2 separate regions of the Homo sapiens genome follow, and region 1 is linked to region 2. The links are chromatin loops, found by intact Hi-C in ENCODE. Cell type or tissue: heart right ventricle. All regions are shown on one strand. Each heading gives the region's core, and the rest is flanking DNA. Links, peaks and the distances in the headings are about the cores only.

Region 1 (11,264 bases), core at 973-8,972, 64 kb after region 2:
GGGGCTCAGGGACCCAAAGCAGGGACCAGGACCCAGGCTTGTCTCCCTCCTGTCCCTAGGTGGGTGACGCACCAACATGCCCGTGGCCTCCGGTGCACACACAGGGTCCCCAAGCAGGCAGCTGGAGGGCTGGGGTGCCTGGAGCTGCCCTGCCTGCAGTGATTGCGGACACGCCCCTCGCGAGGCACCGCAGGCTGCCACCCCCAGCTTGTGAACTGGGGGTGGCCCCAGAGCTGTTTGTTTTCCCTGACTGAGGGGCGGCTGTGCCACCCCCACACTCCTGAAATGGGTGATGAGGGGGTTGGGGGAGGAGCTGAGCGGCCCACTTCCTGCTGCTGTCCATTTAGCCAGCGGTTCGCTCGGCTTTTAGGAGGGGGCTGGCGGTGAACCCATCCCCGTTACAATGCACTCAGGGACCCTGACAACTAATTTAATTTAAAACAGCCTTGCAATAAAAGCTCAGAACGGAAAACCGCCGGTCTTGGGGGTTATTTAACAAATTGCCTCACAGATAAATACATTAAAATGATTCTCAAACCGGAGCCGGGCGAAGTTGAAGTAAAATTAAGAAAGTTGAATCAAAATGTAAATTAATGGCATTAAGATATGGCGTTCAAATTGGCAGGACTCACGCTTCGGGAGTGTTGGCAACGGTTCTGCCTTCTGTTCAGGTGATGTGGCACCTCCACGCGGTGTCAGAAACCCCTTCAGTCCCAGGCATTGGGGAGCTGGTGGCAAGGCCACCCCAACCCCACCCAGCACCCGCCTGTCCCACTCTTCCGCCTTTGGGGACAGTGATGCCTACCAGGCCCTGGCAGGCTCAGGCCCAGCTGCCCGCATGCCCTAGTAGCTGTAAAATGGAGGTATCTACTGCATTGACCTCACCAGCTGCTAGCAAGGAATAAAAGAGTCTGGGCACGGTAAGGGCTGGCACAGATTGGAGCCCTCCACAAACATGAGGTCCTAGGATAACGATGGTTGTCTCCCTTGCACATATTTACTGCCGATTACTCTTACAGAGCCCCGCATTCCCATTTGATTGGCAGATAAACTGAAGCCAGGGAAGCCCAGGCAGAATAGATAGGGTTCCATGTGCAGAGGGGCTTTTGTCTCTACCCCCTCCAGCCTGCACCAAGGGTCCTGATCTCACGTGTCTGTCTCTCCCAGCTGAGGGCAGAGAAGCTGCAGCTGGGACAGCTGCTAGCCTGGGAGCCCAGATAATGGGCTCAGAACCTGGGAGCACCCCCATGGGCATGCTCCCCCATCCTTTGTGGGCCTGTGTCACTGAGCAGCCCTCCCAGCCTGGTTGAGTGAGCCTCGGCCTTCCCCGGAGGTTCACAGAAGTGTGGGGACTTGGCGGGAAATGGGCATCCGTGTGAACCCCCACCCCAGAGTGGCCCAGGTGCCAACAGACAGCACTGGGAACATTATCTAGAGCTGCCTATCCTGATAGTGCCACTCACTAATCAGCTTGGGACAGAAAAGAAGAGGGATTCCTCCGGGGGCAGTGGCAGGTGGGGGTGGGGCAGGATGGGGGCAGGAGAAGGAGCCCTGGAGAACCAGTTAGGGGTGTGAGGGTGACGGTGTCCAGCACTTCTCCCAACCTTCGATTGCAGGGGTCGAGGGAGAGGTGCGGGGAGCAGAGCAGGAGGGCCACTGCGCGCGGCCGGGGGCCCGAGGTGGGCGCCTTCACCTGGATCCGCAGTTCTACCTGACACCGGAGACAGCTCTGAACCGCAGGGGAAGGTGCTGCCAGGCCTGGATGAGGCACGGCTGTCAGCCGAAGAGCCTGGGGGGCACAGGAGGCTGCCAGAGGATGGGGGTCTCTCTCTGGCCCAAAGCCCCAGGAGCCAGACCTTCTCCCTGCCATCTGGCTCAGGGACCCTGGGGGTCTTGGAGCCCACTCCCCAAGGACAAGCTGCTGGCCAGTCTGGTCCCCTTTAGCCTCTGGCTCTGGGGTAGGGGAAGGGCAAGCACAGCCACAGGAAGCCTTTGTGGGGAGGGAGGGGCTCTCCCTGCCCGTGTGGTGCCCCTAGCTGTGGGGCCAGGTGTGGAGGGGGCCAGGGCTGCTGATGCCTCCTGCAGTGGCCTGACCCCATCCTGGGCATGGGGAGGCAGCCCCTCCATGGCTTCCCTGCAGGGGCACAGGCAGAGCAGGCGGTGGTGGGGCTGGTGACACCCCCGGGCCCGGCCCCGGCAGCTGTGTCACCTAAATGCTTCGCCAGGAAACCTCCGCACGCTGCCGGCCACTGCAGACGCAGCAGACGCAACAGGCTTCTTATCGACAGTCATTAAGTCTTTAGCAAATGGTTCAGAGAGAAAAAATAGCCACGATGAGGATTTATCTTGGGCGCCCCTCCCAGACCTCAACTGAGAAGGCACATGTCACCCTGAGCCCGACTCGCGCCCAGTGGGATCAATGTCCCTCTGCAGGGGGCAGAGCAGGGGGCCAGGAAGCTGGGGGACAGGCGGGGATGGTGAGAGGTGTCCGCCAGACCAGGCTCTGTGCTAAGCACTCCCTGCAGCCTCTTAATCCTCAGGGCAGCATGAGAGATGGATGCTGTTATCACTATTATACCCCTTACATAGATGTGGAAACTGAGGCCCGGAGAGACCAGGTCGTGTGCTCAGGGTCACACAGCTGGTTGGGCGACAGAGATGTGAGGTGAATCCCTGCTGCACCAAGTGGGGTGTCTGAGTCTACTGATCAGAGCCCTACCTGGGCTGCCAGTCCTCAGCCCAGCCTTGGGGAAGGAATCGGAGCCTCCTCATGTTCCCTGGGGGCCTCGGAGCTGTGACTGAGAATTCCAATGATCCTCCTGGCCCTTCTGAGCTTGAGCTTTCTCTCCTATAAAATAGAGCCGGCCACGCCTCTCCAGGAGAGGCCTCCGGGAGGGACTGCAAGGGATAAAACGCCAAACAAATAGGAGCTGGTGGGAAGCTTTCGGACCCTCCTTGCAGGAATGCAGGCCATGGGAAGGCTGCCCGAGAGCAGAGCTCGAGAACTCGAAGCAAGTCAGGTGGGATCCAGCCTCACCCTCCCCTCTCCCCCGGAGGGGCCCCCTTCCCAGAGGAGGAGAAAGCACCATAACTAACACTCGGGCTGGGGCCTCAGGGGCCTCCCAGCTGATCGGGGCAGATTTAACAGGACTTTGAAAAATAAAAAAGGTAAAACAGCAAAACAGCTGCCTGCTCCTCCCGCTGCAATAAAAATGGATTTATTTGTTCGTGGAATGAAATTTAATAACTGGTGGGAGACGAGGCGTGAACAATAATAGTTTTTTGCTCTTTCTCGTTTTGGAAGAGGGGAGAGGAGGAAGGAGGAATGAATGGGGCCCCCCTCTGGGACACTTGGGGAAGGGGTACCCATGGGTCCACATCTTCTAGGGGTTGGTTAAGTAGACCAAGGAGGGGCTGTCTTTATTCCAGGCTCTGAAGGGTTTGACTATTCAATCCTCAGACCTCCACAGTTCACAGAGCGGCCATACTCATCTCTTTATTCTTCTCTGTGCACCTGTTGGGGACACCAGGCCTTTGTCTCTGTTGGGACCTCCACCTGGGGTGGCTTTTTGCCTTTGTTGTCAAAATTCTACTCATCCTTCCCCAGAGCCCCCTCAAAATAACCTCCTCTAAGGCCCCTGGTTTCCCCCAGCTGCAAACCACCCTCCCAGCCTTCCTCCCTAAGACCCTGTCAGGTACCTCTCTCTCTCAGGGAACCCACAGGGTTCCCACCCAGCACAGGCCTGTGTGGGGTACTCAGGTGCTCCCTGATTCCAGCTGGGATCCCAGACCTGCGGTCTCAATCTCTGGGCCCAGCACAGAGCAGCTCTCTAGCAATGTTTGTTGAATGAATGAATGAAACTCACGGATGGAGACCCAGTGTCTACCCTTCCCCTTAACTGGTATGGCCAGGGCTGGGGCTGGGCTGAGGCCAAGGAGAGCATTGTCCCCTTGGCCAGCTCGCCCAGGAGTCACCCTGGGGCCCATCCCAGACCAGGGGCCCACTCTGGGCAGGGTGGGAAACCTTGCCCCTTAGTTTCCTTCCCCAAATGACCGCTCTTCCCACTACAGGTTCTGTCGTATCACCTCTCCAGACCTGTTTCCCCATTTGTGAAGTGGGAACCACAGAGCCCCCCAGCTTGGTGGTTATGGGGTGGTCATGAGACCAAGGCCCTTTGTCAAGCAGGAGGCCCTAGAGTCACAGATGGCAGGAGACTGGCCTGCCCCATCCTCCTCAGGGCCTGTGGGGCCTAAAGGCCAAGGGGTAGGGATGGATCTTTAAGGGGCATCGAGACTCACCCAGGCCAGGCTGTGGGCCGTGGGCAGTAGTGGCGAGAGCCCTGGGAGGGCGCCTCAAGAAGCAACCCCTAATCTGCCCAGTGACACTTCTAGGTCCCGGCTCTGCAGTCTGGAGAGGCCTCAGCTGCCGAGGGGAACGGGCTGGCTCCTGAGCCGCTCCAGCAGGTCGATAGCAAAACAAACGCACTATTGACCGCCGCGCGCACTAAATCCTCCCGGCAGACAAGATGATGTGAGCCCGAATCGAATCGACTGCTGAACTCATAACCGCTGGGGCCTGCCCCGGCTGGCAGCCAGGGGTGGGAGTGAGTGGGAGCTGTGGCTGGGCCTGGGGGGACTTGGGGGTCGGGAGCAGGGTCTGCTTCATCCTCAGCTGCTGTGGGATGGAGGGGCTGGTTCTGCACCCAACCCACAGATGGGTACAGGGGTGATGCCGGCCCTGGAGAGCCAGGCCCCAGAACTGTAGCAGCCTGTGGCTGCACCAGGGCGAGCCTTTGGGGGTTGCCTCTGGCAGAGGCCGTGGAAGCCAGCAATGCAGGAATCCCAGAAGCCAAAATTAGAAGGTCAGCTGATCCGGCTCATTTAAAAAAAAAAAAATAATAATTACATAACATTGGATAAATATGAAACGTACATGTGGCATTCCATAAGTTACGAGCATGATGATAAACCAGGCACCCGTGAACCCGCCACAGAAACTAATAACATAGCAGCTGCGCTGCATCCTGACGTGTGGCCTTGGCCATGTTTGCTGGGGCCTTGGTCTCCACAAACATCAGATGGGGATAACAAAGCCCCCTCGCCCCCATGCCCTGGTTATAGGGCTGTTCTCCCCATGCCCTGGTTATAGGGCTGTTCTGGGGATTAGAGGAGTTAATGTCTTAAAGCACTAGAAATACATTAAGAAGCAACTGCTTTTGGAATCTGGGGTTGATCTCTGTCTTGCTTTGTGTTGCAGCTCCACCCTGCATGTGGCTCAGTGGTCCCCAACCAGAGCGTCTGAGGGTCTGTGAACCCCGAATCCCACATAAACCTACGTGTGGAGCAGGGGCTTTATTTTTTCTCAAAAGAGTCAGGTTCTCAAGGTGACCTTCCCCAAAGTGGAACCCTCTGATCTGTTCTAACTGCCCTGTCTTCTGAAGGGTCCTGCAGCCCAGAGAGGGGTCGGGACCCACCCACAGGCAGCCAGAGGCAGAGCCAGCAGGCCCAGCTCCTGACGGCACAGAGCCACTTGTCCCTGCTCCAGGGTGCCCAGACACATGCAAAGAGGCTGCGGAGGGGGCCAGGGACCCCCACCGTGGGTTTCTGAGGGCCACGGGGCACCAGGCACAGACTCCCAGGGCTGCCTGCTTCTGCCTAAGTTTACCCCCTCATCCGGCCATCGGTTTCTTCAGAGATACTTCTGGGTACCCGCTCTGTGCTGATGGAGCTGGCTGTGATCAACCGGCTGTCACTTAACCAGTGTCCTGTGCCCCCAGCAGACTCCCACTCCCCCATGCCCATCCTGGCTTTGCTCTGAGGCAGCCCAGACCAGACTTGGGGGTCCCAGAGACCTGTCTTTGAACCCCACTTGCAACTTCTGGCTTCTACTCTTAACTCCCTTGAGCCTTAGTTTGGGCACCTGTCAGGTGGACAGCATGAAACTGGAGGTTGGTGGAAGGATTAGCTGAGGTCCTCTGTGGCACTTACTAATTAACTTAACTAATTCAAAATTAGTGCCAGTTGCCTGCCGTGCTGAGGCCACTGGCCTGGCCCAGGTACGGCAGGTGCAGGCCAGAGCCAGCGCTGGGGGTGCACATGTACGTCTGGGCCGGGAGCCTGTGAGGTCTGGCACATCAGATGGCATGCGAGAGTGTGCGTGCGCGTGGGTTCTCGCCTCCCAAACACACTCCTTGGGGAGTAAAAGCTGGGCCTCGGCAGGGTAAACACTGGAGCTTCCCACTGAGAAACCCAGCAGCCGCATCCAGCCCTGTGTTGGGGAGGGGGGCCCACAGCCCCCAGAGCCTTGCAGGGCCAGAGATGCAGTTGGGGACCCGGATCCAGCCCAGCCACTTAGGGGCTCTGGGGTTGAAGGGTTGGTTGGGCTGAAGGTCAGGGAGGGAGGCTGGGGCCCTGAGCCCCCAGGGTGCTTTGGAGGCCCAGGCACAAGGCAGAGGCGTCTGGCCAGGCCCTGAGTCCCCAGCATGTCTGCTCCAGGGCCACTGTCAGCCCGGCCAGCTGGGGATGGGGGTGGGGGGAATACCCCCTCCCCATTCTGGCCTTGCCTCCTCTCAAAGAAAGAGTCATCTAGAATGTCACAAGTAGACATGAAGCTGGCTCAGGGCAATGGTCTCCTTTTATGATGGGGAAACCGAGGCAGAGAGAAAGGAGGGCTTCCCCCAAGGCCCCAGAATGCAGTTCGTGGGGTTCTTTCCTCTTTCTCAGGTGTGAGGCTCATGAGGAAGGTTTCCCCACCTTTCCTAGCTGCCGAGCTCCTATGCATTCTGCAAGGTCCCGCTCTGGGAGGATTTCCCAACCACTGCCCTCTCACCTCTGCAGTTTCTAATAGCAGCTTCCTGTGCTGAGCTCCAGGGGTGTGGTCCACCCACAGGATCCCACGTGACCCTAGGAACAGCCGTGGGAGGGAGGACCTGTCATGTTATAGATGAGGAACAGAGCTCAGAGAGGTTCAGTTTCTGGCCTAAGGTCACGCAGCAAATAACGTGTGGAGAAGCAATTCCGATGTCACCTCCATGTCCCCGCAGGCCCTCCGTGGCAGCCCTTCTCCCATTGCTGAACTGGGCTTTCCCCAAGGGGGGCTGTGCCCTTACAGCATGTCCAAGTAGTGGGACCCCCTTTATCCCAGGAGCTAGATACCACCAAACTGCCCTGTGGGTCCCTGAGCTGCTGCCCCAGAGGCCCAGGGGTGACCAGGCTCCAGGCTTCTCATGAAACAAGCAGGTTATTGAATGGAGTCACTCCCCAGTTCCTGGGGCTTGGGGTGGGGAAGCCTGTGGCCTGCCTGGTGAGCTCTGACCTCACTCCAGGATCCTGAACATGCCCCTTTCCATCTGGGAGCCTCCTGCAGGGTCAGGGAGATGCCACCCTGGGGCAAAAGGGGTCACTTCCCATTAAATCAGTTGGGCTCCTGACCACTGTACCCCTCTCCTTAAGGTTGAAAAGGGAGGTCCAGGAATTCAAGACCCCACCCTAGCCACCTGTGTGCGGACAGGGGGTTCTGGCTTTGGGGAAGGCCTGGGCTCCACTGTGGCTTCAGGAAGCACCTTGGTCTCTCTGGGCCTCTTTCTCTCACTTGGAGAAAACGGTTGGTGAGGCTGACCCCACAGGGCAGCGCATGAGGGTCTGAGGCCATGAGCCTGGACCATTCTGATCCACATGCCAGCTCCAGCCTCTCAGGGACTCCTGGACCATGTCTAGATAGGCTGGGACCTGCCTGGCTGGCCCTTGGCCCCTCCCTCCAGGTGACATCCCATCACCCTGTTTAGACAGAAGTCATCTTTCTGGGTCTAAACCGTTCCCTGGGCACTATCCCAAGCTTGACACTTTATACCCATCATTTCTTCATTGCAATCCAATATTGTTTCCATTTTACAGATGGAAGCAACCGAAGCTCAGAGAGGCTAAATAACTTCCCCAAAGCTGCCCAGCTAGTAGGTGGCAGGGCCCCAGCTGGGCTCAAACCGAGGGAACAGGCAGAGGTGGAGGGATGATCTGGCCTGCTGCCCTCCTTCCCTCAGCAGCCAGATCCTTGTCCCATTCCATCCTGATATGGAGTGACAACCTACACAGCTCTGGCTGAGAAGAAGGGGGACCCCGAATCTGGCCCTGGCTGCTGCTGCTTCTTTTTTTTGAGATGGAGTTGCGCTCTTCTTGCCCAGGCTGGAGCGCAGTGGCACAATCTCAGCTCACTGCAACCTCCACCTCCCAGGTTCAAGGGATTCTCCTGCCTCAGCCTCCCAAGTAGCTGGAGTTATAGACTTGAGCCACCATGCCCAGCTAATTTTGTACTTTTTTAGTAGAGACGGGGTTTCACCATGTTGGTCAGGCTGGTCTCAAACTCCTGACCTCAAGTGATCCACCCGCCTCGGCTTCCCAAAGTGTTGGGATTGCAGGCGTGGGCCACTGTGCCCGGCCTGGCCCTGTCTTCTTGGCATGCTGCTACCTCAGGCTGGGGTGAAGGAAGCCCTGGTTCCAAGTCGCTCTCTCAATCCCTCCTTCCCACAGCCTCCTGGTGGATCCAGCCTGCAGCCAGAGGCCTCTCCCTCAAGCACAGGCTGGCCCTGCCAGTCACCTGCCCCTGCCCTGACCCCAGCGACCTTCCCAGCTCCCAACACATCACCCTTCCCTTGCTGTGCTCCTGCCCCTCCATCTCACCATGCAGGGTCCTGCTTCCTTAGCAAGACCCTCCAGCCCTCACCAGGTGCCCCCATGACCCTCCACTGCATGGGTCAAAAGACCCCACATGCCATGCTCTGACTTGGGGTTAGGGACAGGGACAGGTCTGGAGTCTCCCTGGTGCCCAGAGCAGCCTGGAGACCGTGATTGTCTCCAGTGCCCACAGCAGTGCTTGGCACATCACAGGTGGTCAACTGTACTGGATGGATGGATGGACGGATGGATGGACGGACGGACGAATGGATGGATGGACGGATGATGTCTCATCTGTGCCGGGCCCTGTGCTGGCACTGGGGTCTGGAGACATAGTTGCTTCTCTAAGTTCTCGGCCAGAGAACTTAGTCATCCTCACAACAGCCTTATTGGACAGATACTATCATTATCTCCATTTTCCAGAGGAGGAAGCTGAGGCACAGAGAGAGACGAAATCGCCTAAGAACACACAGCTCAGAAAGAGGTTGGTCCTCCATGTTTTCAGGAGCCGGAGGTTTGATCCAGGACAACACTGCGATGAGCATGTTGTTGTTGGCAGAGCTAGCTAAGGTGGGACCCAGGCTCTGGGCTCCCGTCCCTCCTACTGCGTGAGCAGCCCCCCGGTCCTCCTGCAAGCCTCTTCCTGCCTCCATCCCTTGCCTTCCCAAGCTGCCACACTTACTCATCGGCTTGGGGCTAAGACTTCTTCATGTGGAAGGGATCAGCACGGAGAGAATTTTCACAGCTGGGTTATCACCTCCTAAAAATAGGGCTGAGTGACGGATGGGAGCTGTCGCTAGGCCCTTGAGCTGTGGGGAGTAGATGGGAGGGAGGGAGATAGGGCAGGGTAGGGGGGTCCACAGACCCCAGACCCCACAGGCCTCAGCCCAGTGCCCTCCACCTCAGTCCAGCCTCGGGTAGGCCTGAACCCCTTCTCCCTGATGATGGAGAAACTGTTCTGCAGCTGAGGTCTTCAGAACTGGGTCTGAGCCTCCAGGAGGAGCTACCTGGAAAGGCACCAGCCACAGGGACCCAGTGATTCATTTGCCCAACAGGTACCCCAGGCGGCCAGCTGGAAATGTTTGCATCCAGGGGGTCAGGGAGGCCAGCACCATCTCTCAGGGGCTGTGCTTCCAGAAGCAATGTCTGGGAATTGGGGGCCCCTGTCACGGGGCTGCCCTGCCCTCTGTCCCTCCCCAGCTGTGCCCCGTCCTCGGATTTTCCCCCCAAGCTTCTTGGTTTTTAAAGACCCATCAGCCTTGCCTCAGGACCCAGGTACTGATGGGCATTTGTGGAGACAGACTAGGCTGCAGGCCGCATGTGGGAAGGTGAGGGGCGGGGCAGGGGGGGTCCCTCACTCCCAGTGCACATGTGCACACATTCCACCTAGACACAGACTGACGGGCACACACGAACAGAACTCATAGATGGACGCTCAGAGGCACATGCTGGCACACCCCCACCTGCCGTGCCCCCTTGTTGTCTGGGAGCATCAGCATTCAAACAGGTCTCAGGGGGTCACTACCCCTCACTGCATTGCCGAGGGAGGAGTCCCCAGCCCGTGGCTGGACTGGGCCCTGGCTGGGCCTCCGGCCGCCGCTCGGACATTTGGGCAAGGAGTCTCCTTTGGCTATGGGTGGGCTTCAGGAGCCCAGGGCCCCCTGATTGGTGGCAACAGCAGATATGTTTAGGCCCTTAGACCCTCTGGGGACTGTGGCCTGCAGCCAGCTAAGCCCTGATGGGCCCGTGCTCAGCCTGGCCTCCTTTCCCCTGCCTCCTCCTCAGCGGGGGTCCCAGACGCTCTCCCCGTGCCCAAGGCCCAGGCATCGGGCACAGGGAGGTACAGCAGCTCTGGGAATGGCCTTCCCTTTCACAGTCACACTGCCCTGCGCACCTGCCGGCTTGGGGCTGCAGGCAGCACTCCTTTCCTTCCTCTCAACCTCAACCCTCCTTGTGCCCAGCTCTGTGCCCGCCCCAGAGATGCAGAAAGAACTGGCCATGCCCATGCCCAGTAGGACGTGCCCTCCAGAAGGGAGGTGGGCAGGTGTGCTCTCAGCACAGGTCCCAGGCATGAGACCCCTGCCCTGGCCTCTTCTCCAGCCTGGACCCCTGCCTGCAGGCCTGCCTCCCCTCCCAGTCCCTGGCCCGTCTGCGTTCAGCAGCTGCTCTCAGGGGGCTGAACGGCTGCAGAATTACAATATTAAATGCAGCTGCACCGAAACATGGCCTCAATCCAATTACGCCAGGAAACAAGAGGAGCCACTTAGGCTAATCTGGTTATTCCACCCCGGCCTCCCCTTGCAGCATCGGAGGGATACCCGGGAGGGGAGCTGTCTGGGTGGGCAGTGGTGTGAGCGCGGCCCTGTGCCCCACAGGGTCCCATGGGGGGTGGCCACAGGATTGCCTGGCCCTCTCCTGAGGTGATCATGGCTCCTGCATCCTTGTCCTACAAATATGTGCTCTTCACCGAGCTTTGAGGTGCCCCAGCAGCAAAGGGGGAGCCAGGCTTTGCCCTCAGGGAGGGCACCCCAAGCTGGGGAGACAGGCCACAAGGAAACCCAAAAGACGGGTGACTGCAGGGGGGGAGGCCTCTCTGA
Region 2 (11,264 bases), core at 1,070-9,069:
CCAGCTCAACCCTCACCCCAAGTCAGCAGAAAACCTGGGGTCTTTCCTGGGGAGGCAGAGCCCACTTGGGTGGCGGGACCCCCCTGAGATGTTTCTCCATCAGGTCAAAGATGAAGCCTTCCTCCACCTGTGGCCAGAAGATGGCCCCTAAGGCCCCTCTGCCTCCTCCCTGCAGCCCCTTCTTCCCTCCACCCTCCTCTACCGTTAAACTCCCCCTGATATGGCTCCTTCATATCAGCCCTCTGTCTCACTATATCATCCAGGCTGGAGTGCAGTGGTGCAATCTTGGCTCACTGCAACCTCTGCCTCCTGGGTTCAAGTGATTCTTATGCCTCAGCCTCCCGAGTAGCTGAGCTTACAGGGGCGCACCACTATGCCCAGCTGATTTTTTGTATTTTTAGTAGAGATGGGGTTTCACCATGTTGCCCAGGCTGGTCTTGAACTCCTGACCTCAAGTGATCCACCCGTCTCAGCCTCCCAAAGTGCTGGGATTACAGATGTGAGCCTGTGTTTTTTTGAGACAGGGTCTTGCTATGTTGCCCTGCCTAAGCCTCCTAAGTAGCTGGTATGACTCACCCCCCATGGCCTTTGTCAGCCTTCTTGTTGGGTAAGCACCTGCGTGGTGATTTACAGCCGCTGTCTTATTATTTTTCCTGTTTATAGAAGAAGAAACTGAGGCACAGAGAGCAAAACTTGCCCACACGGCTGGAAGGTTGGGCTCCCAACCTCAGTGGCTCTGCTTCCTCTGGGACCACTAAAGGGCCTCGCCCTGAACCACTCTGGCTGACTGGTTTGAATGGCCCCCTGTCCACGCTCTTGGGGAGGCAGTGTCTCCCCACATCAGCACGTCCCCTTCCAGCAGGGGGGCTGCCCTGGTGGCCTCTTGTTGCACAGTGTTCTGAGGCCACTGTCTTTCTGGACGGTTTGGCTGCCCCCAGCGCTGACGGCTCCCTCCATCCAGCGGGACTTCCCGTCTCCTTCGTGGGCTCTCGTTCCTCAGGCCGCTCCTCAAATGCCACTGGGGCTCTGCCTGCCCTCGCCTGAGCCCGGAGGAACCTCTTTCTGCCCCAAGCCCTGGCCTCTGAGCGGCCCTTGACCCTCCGCCCCATCTTAGGCATCTCCCTGCTTTGCTGTGGTAAAGCCCTGCCTTCCAGCCTCCACGGCCAGCATTCAGCCCAGCATCTGTGCGCCTCCCATGGAAGGATGTTGTGGAAGGAAGGAGGGCTGGGCTGAGTGATTGCCCATGGCCCTGGGCATTCCTGGGGCAGTGGAGGGCACCAGGAGTGGGCAGTCCTCAGAGCCAGCAGAGGCGGAAGGCAGGCAGGCTCCGGTGGGGCCATCCGCCAAGGCGCTTAGGATGAGTTGGCCGCTATTTAGGGTGCTGTAATATGCATGAAGGGAAGATTAGATATTTAAATTTATTCAGCAATAAATGCATCTCAGTGGGGGAGCATTCCTCATGCTAAACAAACAAGCAGGCAGGGGCTAATTAATTATTTACAGGAACATAAGGAGGCCTGTGGCCCACAGGACCAGGAGGGCAGCTGTGCCCCTACCGAGGGCAGGGCACCCCAACCCGCAGGCCTGGACCTGCTCCTGGTCTCTCTCTGCTCCCCCATTCCCCCTACCATCCCGTGGGGCTGGCCCACGCTGTGCCCTCTTTGGGATTTCTCTTCCCAGAATTCCTGGCCACGAGATTGCTGGTGGTTTGGGGCAAGTCACTTAACCTCTCTGAGTCTCAGAGCTCTGGCCTCCAGAGACTGGTGGGGGCTGGGAGGGGTGACTCATGCCTGTAATCTCAGCACTTTGGGAGGCTGAGGTGGGAGGGTCACTTGAGCTCAGGAGTTCGAGACCAGCCTGGACAACATAGTAAGACCCCATCTCAAAGAAAAGAAAAAAGAGTGGTGGGGAGCACTGAGATATGCTGGAAGGTGTCAAGGGGGATGGGAGACTGAGGGCCAGGGGGGTTAAGCAACCTGTCCAAGGCCCCACAGTGAGAGGAGGAGCAGAAACTAAGATCCACTTTATTTATTTATTTATTTATTTATTGAGACAGTTTTTTGCTCGTTGCCCAGGCTGGAGTGCAATGGCATGATCTCAGCTCACTGCAACCTCCGCCTCCCGGGTTCAAGCAATTCTCCTGCCTCAGCCTCCTGAGTAGCTGGGATTACAGGCGTGTGCCATGATGCCTGGCTAGTTTTTGTATTTTTAGTAGAGGTGGGGTTTTGCCATGTTGGCCAGGCTGGTCTTGAACTCCTGACCTTGTGATCCGCCCGCCTCGGCCTCCCAAAGTGCTGGGATTATAGGCGTGAGCCACCGCGCCCGGCCAAGACCCACATTATTAACCCTCATCGTACAGAAGTAGTGATAGGCTCAGAGAGGCAAAGCCACTTTCCCAGAGCCACACAGCAAAGTGTAAGGCCTTGCCTGGGCAGCTCTTGCCCCTGGCCCCCACCTTCCTAGACTCCTGTGGGCCCCAAGAGCAGGGAGGTGAACAGGAAGGGGGGCCTGGGCAAGGTTGTGGGGGTGAGTGGGGCCTGGGCTGGCTGGGTGTCCAGCCTGCTGCCCTGTGACTGCAGCGTCTGGCCCTGCCTCTCAGGTGCCGAGTCTCATACCTCTCTGGCTCAACCTCACGCCTCTGAAATGAGCTTTTGGGGGCTGTATGGGAGGATCCCCTTTTTACAGATGGGAGGCTGAGGCTCAGCCATGGACTTCACAGGCAGGGGATTCCTTTGCCCTGTCATGCTTTTGGGGGCCTTGTACCCCAGGGACTGGCTGCACTGCCAGGGTGGAGATGCCCCTGAGAAGGCAGGCAGGAGGGCTGGAGACAGAGGGCCTTGGGGAGGCAGAGGTGTGAGCTGGGGTTTGAGGGAGGGGTGTGTCTCCCCTCCAGCCCAGGAAGGACCAGGGGTCTGGGCTCCAGGGACCACTCCCGCCTGGACGGGCTGGGCACAGCCTGGAGGGCATTGGCAGCCAAGCCTCGGTGCAGCCCATGCTGGTTTCCCTCTCTGGAGGAGGGCTACAGAAATACCAGATGCCAAGGCAGAAAGGGACAAGGCTCCCGGGGAAATGGGGGAAACTGAGTCTCTGAGAGGGTACCAACTGCGTCAAGGGCAGACATCTGACTTGCTGCCCCAGGCTTCTAACCCTGCAGAGGGAAGGTTTAGCCACAAAGACCGGATAAGTGACCTACCCAAGGGTCTTGCGCTCTCTTCTCTCCCAGCCCACTCCTCATTCTCCACCTCTGGCTTCTATTCAACTAGGCCAAGACCTGAGCGATATCCCATTGCCGGAACCATCTTTGCTTCTGCTCACACCCTCCTGGTCGGCCATTCAATCAACAAACTCTAGCCAGCCCCGGCTCTGTGCTAGGCTTGAGCTCAGCCCAGCAGGGTGCAGAGCCCATCCTCACCAGGCCCCACCCTCTCGGTGCCAAGGCGGGTGGGTGCCCGGGGGAGAAGATGGATGGACGACAGTTCTGTGATGAGATCTGAAATTCATTACGGGGTGAGATCAGCTCCTTAAATGGGGATTTGAAAACATTAGGGCTTCATTATGTACACAACGGCAGTGCCTCATTCATCATGCAAAAATCACTCCCGTTATTAAAAATCCCTGTGGCAGCTGCATGCCGGGGCTTGGTGGCATCGTGCCTGCTGGGGACAGAGCAGGAGCTCCACAGCCCTGCCTGGTCAAAGTTGTGGCCACGGGACAGGGGCCCCAAGTCCCAGCCTCCCTCTTACACAGGGGCCAGCTGCGGGGTGGGGCGGGAAGTGAGGTTCAGCTCCAGGGACTTAGTGCCTCAGTTTCTCCACCTGCAAAATGGAGACGCTAATGATGCCTCCCATAGGGCGGGGTGAGGGTGTATGAGATTCTTCAGGGAGAGGTTCAAAGGGTGCTGGTGGCCATGTCGTAAGTACTGAGAATGCCTGGCTGCCGTTGGCACCATCATCAACTGGGGTCAGGCAGGGGTGGCAGGAAGGCCTGGGGGCCTTTCCTTGGGGAAGGGCACGCATCCCCTGTCATAAAACCTCCCATGGCTCCCAAGAGTACATGGAATAAAATCCTCAACTCCAACAAAGCTTTCCTGGACTCTCTGGGGCTCCCTGCAGCCTCCCTCTCAGATGAATTCACTGCCTCCCGCGCCCCTCCTACTGGTTCCAAACTCTACCATTCAAAAAATGCGTACGAGGGCTCGGGGGCGACGTGCCACGTGCCAGCCCTATGCAAGGGCCAGGAGTCCTGTGGCCGCAGCAGTTCTAGGGACGGGACACGCGGCTCTAAGTTGTGGGCGTGGTGAAAAAGGAGAAGGGGAAAATGGAGCTGGCCCCGAGGAAGGAGGGAGGGATGGGCGCCGTTCAGAGGATGAGGTGGCCCCTCCGAGGAGGTGGCATTGGAGCAGAGCCCTGAGTAATGAGAAAGAACTGGCTTTGGAAGGAGATGGGGAGGAGAGTCCGGGATGAGAGTCCGGGCGGAGAGCTCAGGAAGGGCAGAGCCCTGTGGCAGGAACAGGCCGGCGGGTGAGGCTGGGAGGGAGCGCTGCCTCTACAGGACCTCCCGGGAGGTGCGAGGAGTCGAGCAATTGGGAATTGATTCGAGCGCGGTGGGAAGTTTCCATCAGTGAAGGGACGTGTTCTGGTTCGGCCTCTGGACCCTCTTCTGTTCCCTCTTCTGGACACGCCCTTCCCTTCTATGCTGAAGCACAGCCCCCTCCCCCCTCGCCCTTTGCCAGACAGCCCCACGCCAGAGGGTCCCGGCACGCCCACCCTGCACACACAACACCCACCAGACTGGCACAGGGACAGGTGCGGGGACTGCCCAGCCCTTCCGGCTGCCTGCTGCTTCTGAGCTCAGCCCTGCTGGGGAGGGGAGGGCCGCACACAGCCCCGCCTCCAGAGGGCCGAGGCTGGCCACAGGCCACGGAGGTCACGTTTATCTGCTCGCAGAGCAAGGCCACGGCTAATCGGAGCGGCCGGAGCTGAGCCTTTTCCTAGCGGCCGCGGGAAGCAATCACGGATTAGCAGCGGCCGGGCGATGGGAGATAGCGCCAGAGCAGGGCGCGGAGCGCTTGTGAGCCGGGCAGGAGTCGAGCGCTGAATACTTAGAGGCCTGGGCGAATCCTCCCGGGCCTGCGGGTCTACGAACAGAGAACCAGCCAGAGCCAGAGAGAAAGAACGACAGGAGAAGGGAGAGGGAGCCAGGGAGAGGCAAAGCGTGGAGGGAGAAATGGAGAAAACGAGGGAGAGAGGGAGGTGGCAAGAGAAAGAGGTGAGGGAGAGAGGCAGGGTTGTGGGGGAGAGCGCTCGGCTGGCCCCCAGGGTCCCAGCATGTGTGTGAGGAGGGACCGGCCCTGGGTGGCGGCTTCTGAGCAGGTGAGGGAGTCTGCGGTGGGGCCTGGGGAGAGGCGCCCAGGGTTAGGGTGCGGGCGCGGGACAGGGAGTGTTGTCCACCTGGCAGACCTTCACTAAATGCAGCAGTGGAGGGGGTGTCGGAGGGGCTGCCCTGACATGGGAAGGTGAAACTAGGCGGGAGGGTTGCGACAGGAGGGCAGAGGAGCGCTCGGGCCCGGGAGCAGCATGTGCAAAGGCCCGGTGCTAGGGGAAGACAGTGAGGGAAGCCCAGCCACCCTAGCTTCTCTTGGGCGGTGTAGGAGACACACACACGGGCTTGCCCTGCCAGCACAGGGTGCAGAGGTGCTCAGGGCCGACGGCATGGGGGCAGGGGCAGCTGCACCCACACAGGCAGGCTCGGCTCCTGCAGTTTGAGCGGGGTCGCTAACCTCAGGAAGGCCCCAGACAGAATGTGGGGAGGTTGGGGATGGGGTTCCATCCTCTCCTGCCCGCCTGCCAGGGACCTGCCTGACTCCCTCCCACCCATGCCAGGAGCTGACCCTTTGGGGCGCTGGCCAGGCCGGAGTAGAGATGGCGGCCACGCAGCCAGAGGAAGGCGGCCCTGAATTAATCTGTCACTAAAGCTTGGCCGTGGCAGGCGCAGTCATGATTTAGATGAATAATTGAAACGCTCGGATACATTTATTATCCCTTTAGTGCAAAAGTGGCAGAGAAAGACGAGGGGTAATTGAAAAAGAGCGCACAAATCTCCCCGAGAAAGCCGGCTCCTTATCTCCGAGTAAACATTTCAGTCCTAATAAACAGGAGAGACACGGGCGTCAGGGCTCTGTCGATTCCCATCCTGATTTAGGACCTGCCTCCCTTCTTACCATACAATAGGAGAGTGTTTTAAAAAATGTTTTTATTGAGCCAGTAAAAGCTTTCCAGGAGGGAGGTGGGAGAGAGGAGGGGGCCTGGCAGACACCAGGCCAAAGGGTCTGTCGGGAAGGCTGGCAGCTGCCCCAAGCCCATCAAGCCTTCCTGAAGCAGACACAGGCCTTCCCCCTGGGGGGCCCGTCCATCCTGCTCTACCTGCAGAACTCCTATTTAGCCTTCGGGACCCAAGTCAAATGCTCCCTCTGCTGGGAAGCCTCCTACCAAACTGGGTCTCCCTGAAGGCAGAGCCAAGCCCTGAGTCCCAGCATTTGGCATAGCTCCCTCAACTCAGAGAGAGCTCCAGGGAAGAATGGGTAGTAAGGGAGTAGGGGGACTTCCCCAGGACTCACTGCATTGCCAGCACCATCTAGTTCGGCCCCAGGGTGTGGTGGGTGGGGGTCCAGGCCCAGAGTGAGGCAGGCACAGGAGTCCTGTGCCCTCCAGGTTAAGTCCCTTTAGCCCCAGCAGCCCCTGGGGGCTCTCACTGCATTGGGGGTGCCCGGGAGACTCCCTTCTCTGCTCCCCTGAGACTGCAGCCCTCTTCTGCTCTAAATCACCGCACATTTGCCGTAAAAACAGTGGGCTCGGGCCCCAAAGCCCTGCAGGCCAGTCCCAGCCCCATCTTCTGAGCCCCAGTTGCGCCGGCCCCTCCTGGCAGGAACTCCACGCCACTACCCACACCAGGGTGTTGGCCGGGGTGTTGGCTGGGATGTTGGTTGGGTTGTTGCCTGGGGTATTGGTTGGGGTGTTGGTTGGGGTGTTGGCTGGGTTGTTGGTTGGGGTGTTGGCTGGGGTGTTGGCTGGGGTGTTGCCCAGGGTGTTGGTTGGGGTGTTGGTTGGGGGGTTGGCTGGGGTGTTGGTTGGGGGGTTGGTTGGGGTGTTGGTTGAAGTGTTGCCTGGGGTGTTGGTTGGTGTGTTGGCTGGGGTGTTGGTTGGCATATTGGTTGGGGTGTTGCCCAGAGTGTTAGCTGGGGTGTTGGTTGGGGTGCTGGCTGGCATGTTGGTTGGGGTGTTGGCTGGCATGTTGGGGTGTTGGAGTGTTGGCTGGTATGTTGTTTGGGGTGTTGGTTGGGGTGTTGGTTGGAGTGTTGGTTGGAGTGTTGGCTGGGATGTTGGCTGGGGTGTTGACCGGGGTGTTGGCTGGAGTGTTGGTTGAGATGTTGGCTGACATGTTGGGGTGTTGGTTGGGGTGCTGGCTGGCATGTTGGTTGGGGTGTTGGCTGGGGTGTTGGTTGGGGTGTTGGTTGGTGTGTTGGTTGGGGCGTTGGCTGGCATGTTGGTTGGCATGTGTTGGTTGGGATGTTGGCTGGCATGTTGATTGGGGTGTTGGCTGCCATGTTGCTTGAGGTGTTGGCTGGGGTGTTGGTTGGAGTGTTGTTTGGGGTGTTAGTTGGGGTGCTGGCTGGTGTGTTGGTTGGGGTGTTGGCTGGCATGTTGGCTGGCATGTTGGTTGGGGTGTTGGTTGGCATGTTGGTTGGGGTGTTGGCTGGCATATTGGTTGGCACGAGTTGGTTGGGGTGTTTGGGATGTTGGCTGGCATGTTGGTTGGGGTATTGGTTGGGGTGTTGGCTTGCATGTTGGCTGGAGTGTTGGTTGGGGTGTTTGCTGGTGTATTGTTTGGGGTGTTGGCTGGCATGTTGGTTGGGGTGTTGGCCAGGGTGTTGGCTGGCATGTTGGTTGGGGTGTTGGCTGGCATGTTGGTTGGCATGTGTTGGTTGGGGTGTTGGTTGGGATGTTGGCTGGTGTGTTGGTTGAGGTGTTGGTTGGGATGTTGGCTGGCGTGTTGGCTGGCATGTTGGTTGGGGTGTTGAAGTGTTGGCTGGGGTGTTGGTTGGCATGTTGGTTGGGGTGTTGGCTGGCATATTGGTTGGCACGAGTTGGTTGGGGTGTTAGGATGCTGGTTGGCATGTTGGTTGGGGTATTTGTTGGGGTGTTGGCTGGCGTGTTGGCTGGGGTGTTGGTTGGGGTGTTGGTTGGGGTGTTTGCTGGTGTATTGTTTGGGGTGTTGGCTGGCATGCTGGTTGGGGTGTTGGCTGGCATGTTGTTGGGGTGTTGGCTGGCATGTTGGTTGGGCTGTTGGCTAGGATGCTGATTGGGGTGTTGGCCAGGGTGTTGCCTGCTGCCCCTCTCCATTGAGGGACTGGCAGACTGGCAGTCCCCAGGGTGAGGGGATGGGATGTGGGTGCCAGACTGAGAGCTGTGTCCCTGGCTCCCAGGGCACACAGAGGGTGCCACTCACTGCACCACAGATGTTAATTATTTACTTCAAAGCAGGAAGCTCTTCTAGGAGCTCAGAATCTCCCATAACCCTGCCCTCGGGGGAGTCCATTCCGGTGGGGAGGCAGGCAATGAAGAACAAACACAAAACGCAAGCAGGGAATCAGGGCTGCGGGACGAAGACATGGAGCAGGGCAGTGCATCAGGGTTCTGGGCAGAGTGGCCAGGGCAGGCAGGATGGCCCTTGTGCGTGTTCGAACAATGGGTGGCTGGTCATGGGAGGGGCGCGGGTAGAGGCCTGAACTCCTGTAGGAGGGATGTCCAGGGACCCCACGGGAAGATGGGTGTGTCTGGGCAGAGTCAGATGGGGTCTAACTTGGGCAGGTAGGCGATTAGGACTGGATGAACTCAAAGGATGGTGGGAGGAGCAGGGGTATAGGGGAGGGCAGAGCACCTCCGGGGACCAGGCTGGGCTCCATTCCAGCCCCAGCATCGTCCCTACCACAGCCCCCTCCCCACCACCTCCACTGTGTTCCAATCACATTAGCAGAGTGACAGTCCCAGCAAGTGCTGGCGGCGGCTCCATAAATCTCAGCCCATGTTAAAAGGTTGGACTCCGGGCCCACTTCCTCCAGGGGCACCCGCCCCGTCCATCTCTCCATCAGTCAGGTTGTGTGAGAGGCCTGTGCCAGCCGCTCCGCACCCCTAAATGCTGGAAGGAGAACCAGAGAGACCTCTGCCATGCCTCTGAGTGGCCAGGGCAGGGCCCCTCCACTTCCTAGAGTGAGGTCACAGGCCATCTGTGAGCCACTCCTGGATTTGCCAAAACATCTTTGGTTTCCACCAGCTGCCCTTGGGTAAGTCCGTTGCTTAATGTGTAGGGTCATCTCCACCTTTACCTGTAGTTCATTCATTCAATAAACTTTTTTTTTTTTTGAGACAGGGTCTCGCTGTGTTACCCAAGCTGGAGTGCAGTGGTGTGATCTTGGCTCACTGCAGCCCCTGCCTATGGGGTTCAAGCAATTCTCCTGCCTCAGCCTTCTGAGTAGCTGGGATTACAGGTGTGTACCACCATGCCCAGCTAATTTTTGTATTTTTAGTAGAGACGGGGCTTCACCATGTTGGCTAGGCTTGTCTTGAACTCCTGACCTCGTGATCTGCCCACTTCAGCCTCCCAAAGAACTGGAATTACAGGTGTGAGCCACCGCTCCTGGCCTTAATTTTTATATTTTTAGTAGAGACAGGGTTTCACCATGTTGGCCAGGCTGGTCTCGAACTCTTGACCTGAGGTGATCCACCTGCCTTGGCCTCCCAAAGTGCTGGGATTACAGGCATGAGCCACCATGCCCGGCCCCTTGTTCCTTGTTTTTTGAGACAGGGTCTAACTCTGTCACCCTGGCTGGAGGGCAGTGGCGCAATCATGGCTCACTGCAGCCTTAACCGCCCGGGCTCAAGTGATCCTCCTACCTCAGCCTCCCAAGCTATGACTACAGGCACACATGCTAGCATGGTTAGTTGATTTTTTTTTGTAGAGATGGGGTCTTACTATGTTCCCCAGGCTGGTCTCAAATTCCTGGGCTCAAGCAATCCTCCTGCCTCGGCCTCCCAAAGTGCTAGGATTATAGGCTGGGATTACAAACATTTACTGAGCACTTATTATAAGTGCCAGCCCCAGATACAGTCTTTCATTTTCAGGGGGTAGAAGACAAGGAACACAATATGTAAGTAAATTATACAGCACATTAGAAGGAGACAGGTGCTCAGAAAAGTTAAAACCACAGCAGGGTGGGGGCCGGGGGAGTGCCAGCATGGGGCAGGGGAGGCAGCTGCAATTTCAGCTAGGGGCCAGGGTGGACCCCCCTGAGAGATGGTATTCAAGTCAAGGCCTGTCGGAGTGAACGGAGCAGCCGCGTGGACAACTGGAGCAAGGGCATTGCAGGCAGAAGGAACTGCCAGGGCAAAGGCCCGGAGGCAGGAGTGGGCGGGGCCTGTCCAGGGAGGCCAGGGTGGCCGGAGCAAAGTGGAGAGGGTGGCAGTGCGGAGGTGACTGTGAGAGGTGACTGGGGACCTAACGGGCCATGCTAAGGAACTTGGCCTAGGCCCTGAGTGAGACAAGAACCCTGGCAGGGTGGTGGGCAGAAGAGACTCGATGAGCTGATGTGGGACAGAAAGGCCCACCCCCTTTGTGATCCTTTATCTTCCTGAACTGAATGGCTAAAGATCTCGCTCCTCACAGGCTGTCTGGGATCCTGGGCCATCTCCCATCTCCCCACCTCTTGGCTGGGCTCCAGTCATTCCTGTGTCAGAGCCTCCCTCTCCTCCACTTCCAGGCCTTTGCCTGCGCTGTTCCCTCTGCCCGGGACACCCTTCCCAGCACTCTTCGCTGGGCTCATGCCTACGCATCCCTCAGATTGCAGAGGAGGCACCACCTCCTTCTAGAAGCCTTCCTGATGCCCAAGCAGGGACAGGCACTCCTCATCAAGCTCCTATGGTGCCACTCCCACCCCCACCCCCACACCACAGATCACCCTGTGTCTTGGTGGTGCTCTCATCTGCACTGGGAGCTCAGGGGACAGGGACCAGGCCCATCTGTGCCCGGCAGTACCTGTCCTGGCACCCAGCTCGGGGCCCGGCACACAGGGGTGATCAATGAACGGAGGAAGGGCAGGGTGCTGTGGGTGGGACATGCAGGTGTCAGGTCTGCAAAGTGTCCTCCAAAAGGACAGGCTTCGGAAGAGGGTCCTAGGTGGTCTGTTTTCAGGACCACAGTCCCCGGCAAAG

Evidence for each region. Peaks named below come from ENCODE experiments on the same cell type or tissue, not always from the same donor. Only the 100,000 strongest peaks of a DNase experiment are listed, where the experiment ranks them.
Region 1: a loop joins it to region 2, with 6 times the contacts of the local background. A loop is called at or near these places in 3 of 110 quality-filtered maps.

What each region holds. Positions count from the first base shown.
Region 1 is chr11:64,067,541-64,078,804 of GRCh38, forward strand. All of the region lies in intron 3 of MACROD1 (mono-ADP ribosylhydrolase 1), which reads right to left. All of the region lies in intron 1 of FLRT1 (fibronectin leucine rich transmembrane protein 1), which reads left to right. Among named protein-coding and RNA genes, the nearest start is that of FLRT1, 37 kb to the left of the region's middle. RefSeq lists an enhancer at 1,621-2,348 and a silencer at 5,763-5,951. In heart right ventricle, for the core only: no CTCF peak of the experiment used is centred there; no DNase peak of the experiment used is centred there.
Region 2 is chr11:64,003,000-64,014,263 of GRCh38, forward strand. All of the region lies in intron 4 of MACROD1 (mono-ADP ribosylhydrolase 1), which reads right to left. Among named protein-coding and RNA genes, the nearest start is that of OTUB1, 22 kb to the left of the region's middle. RefSeq lists an enhancer at 4,873-5,463. In heart right ventricle, for the core only: a CTCF peak has its summit at 4,994; a DNase peak (open chromatin) is centred at 4,922; H3K4me3 peaks cover 1,219 bases; H3K27ac peaks cover 1,192 bases.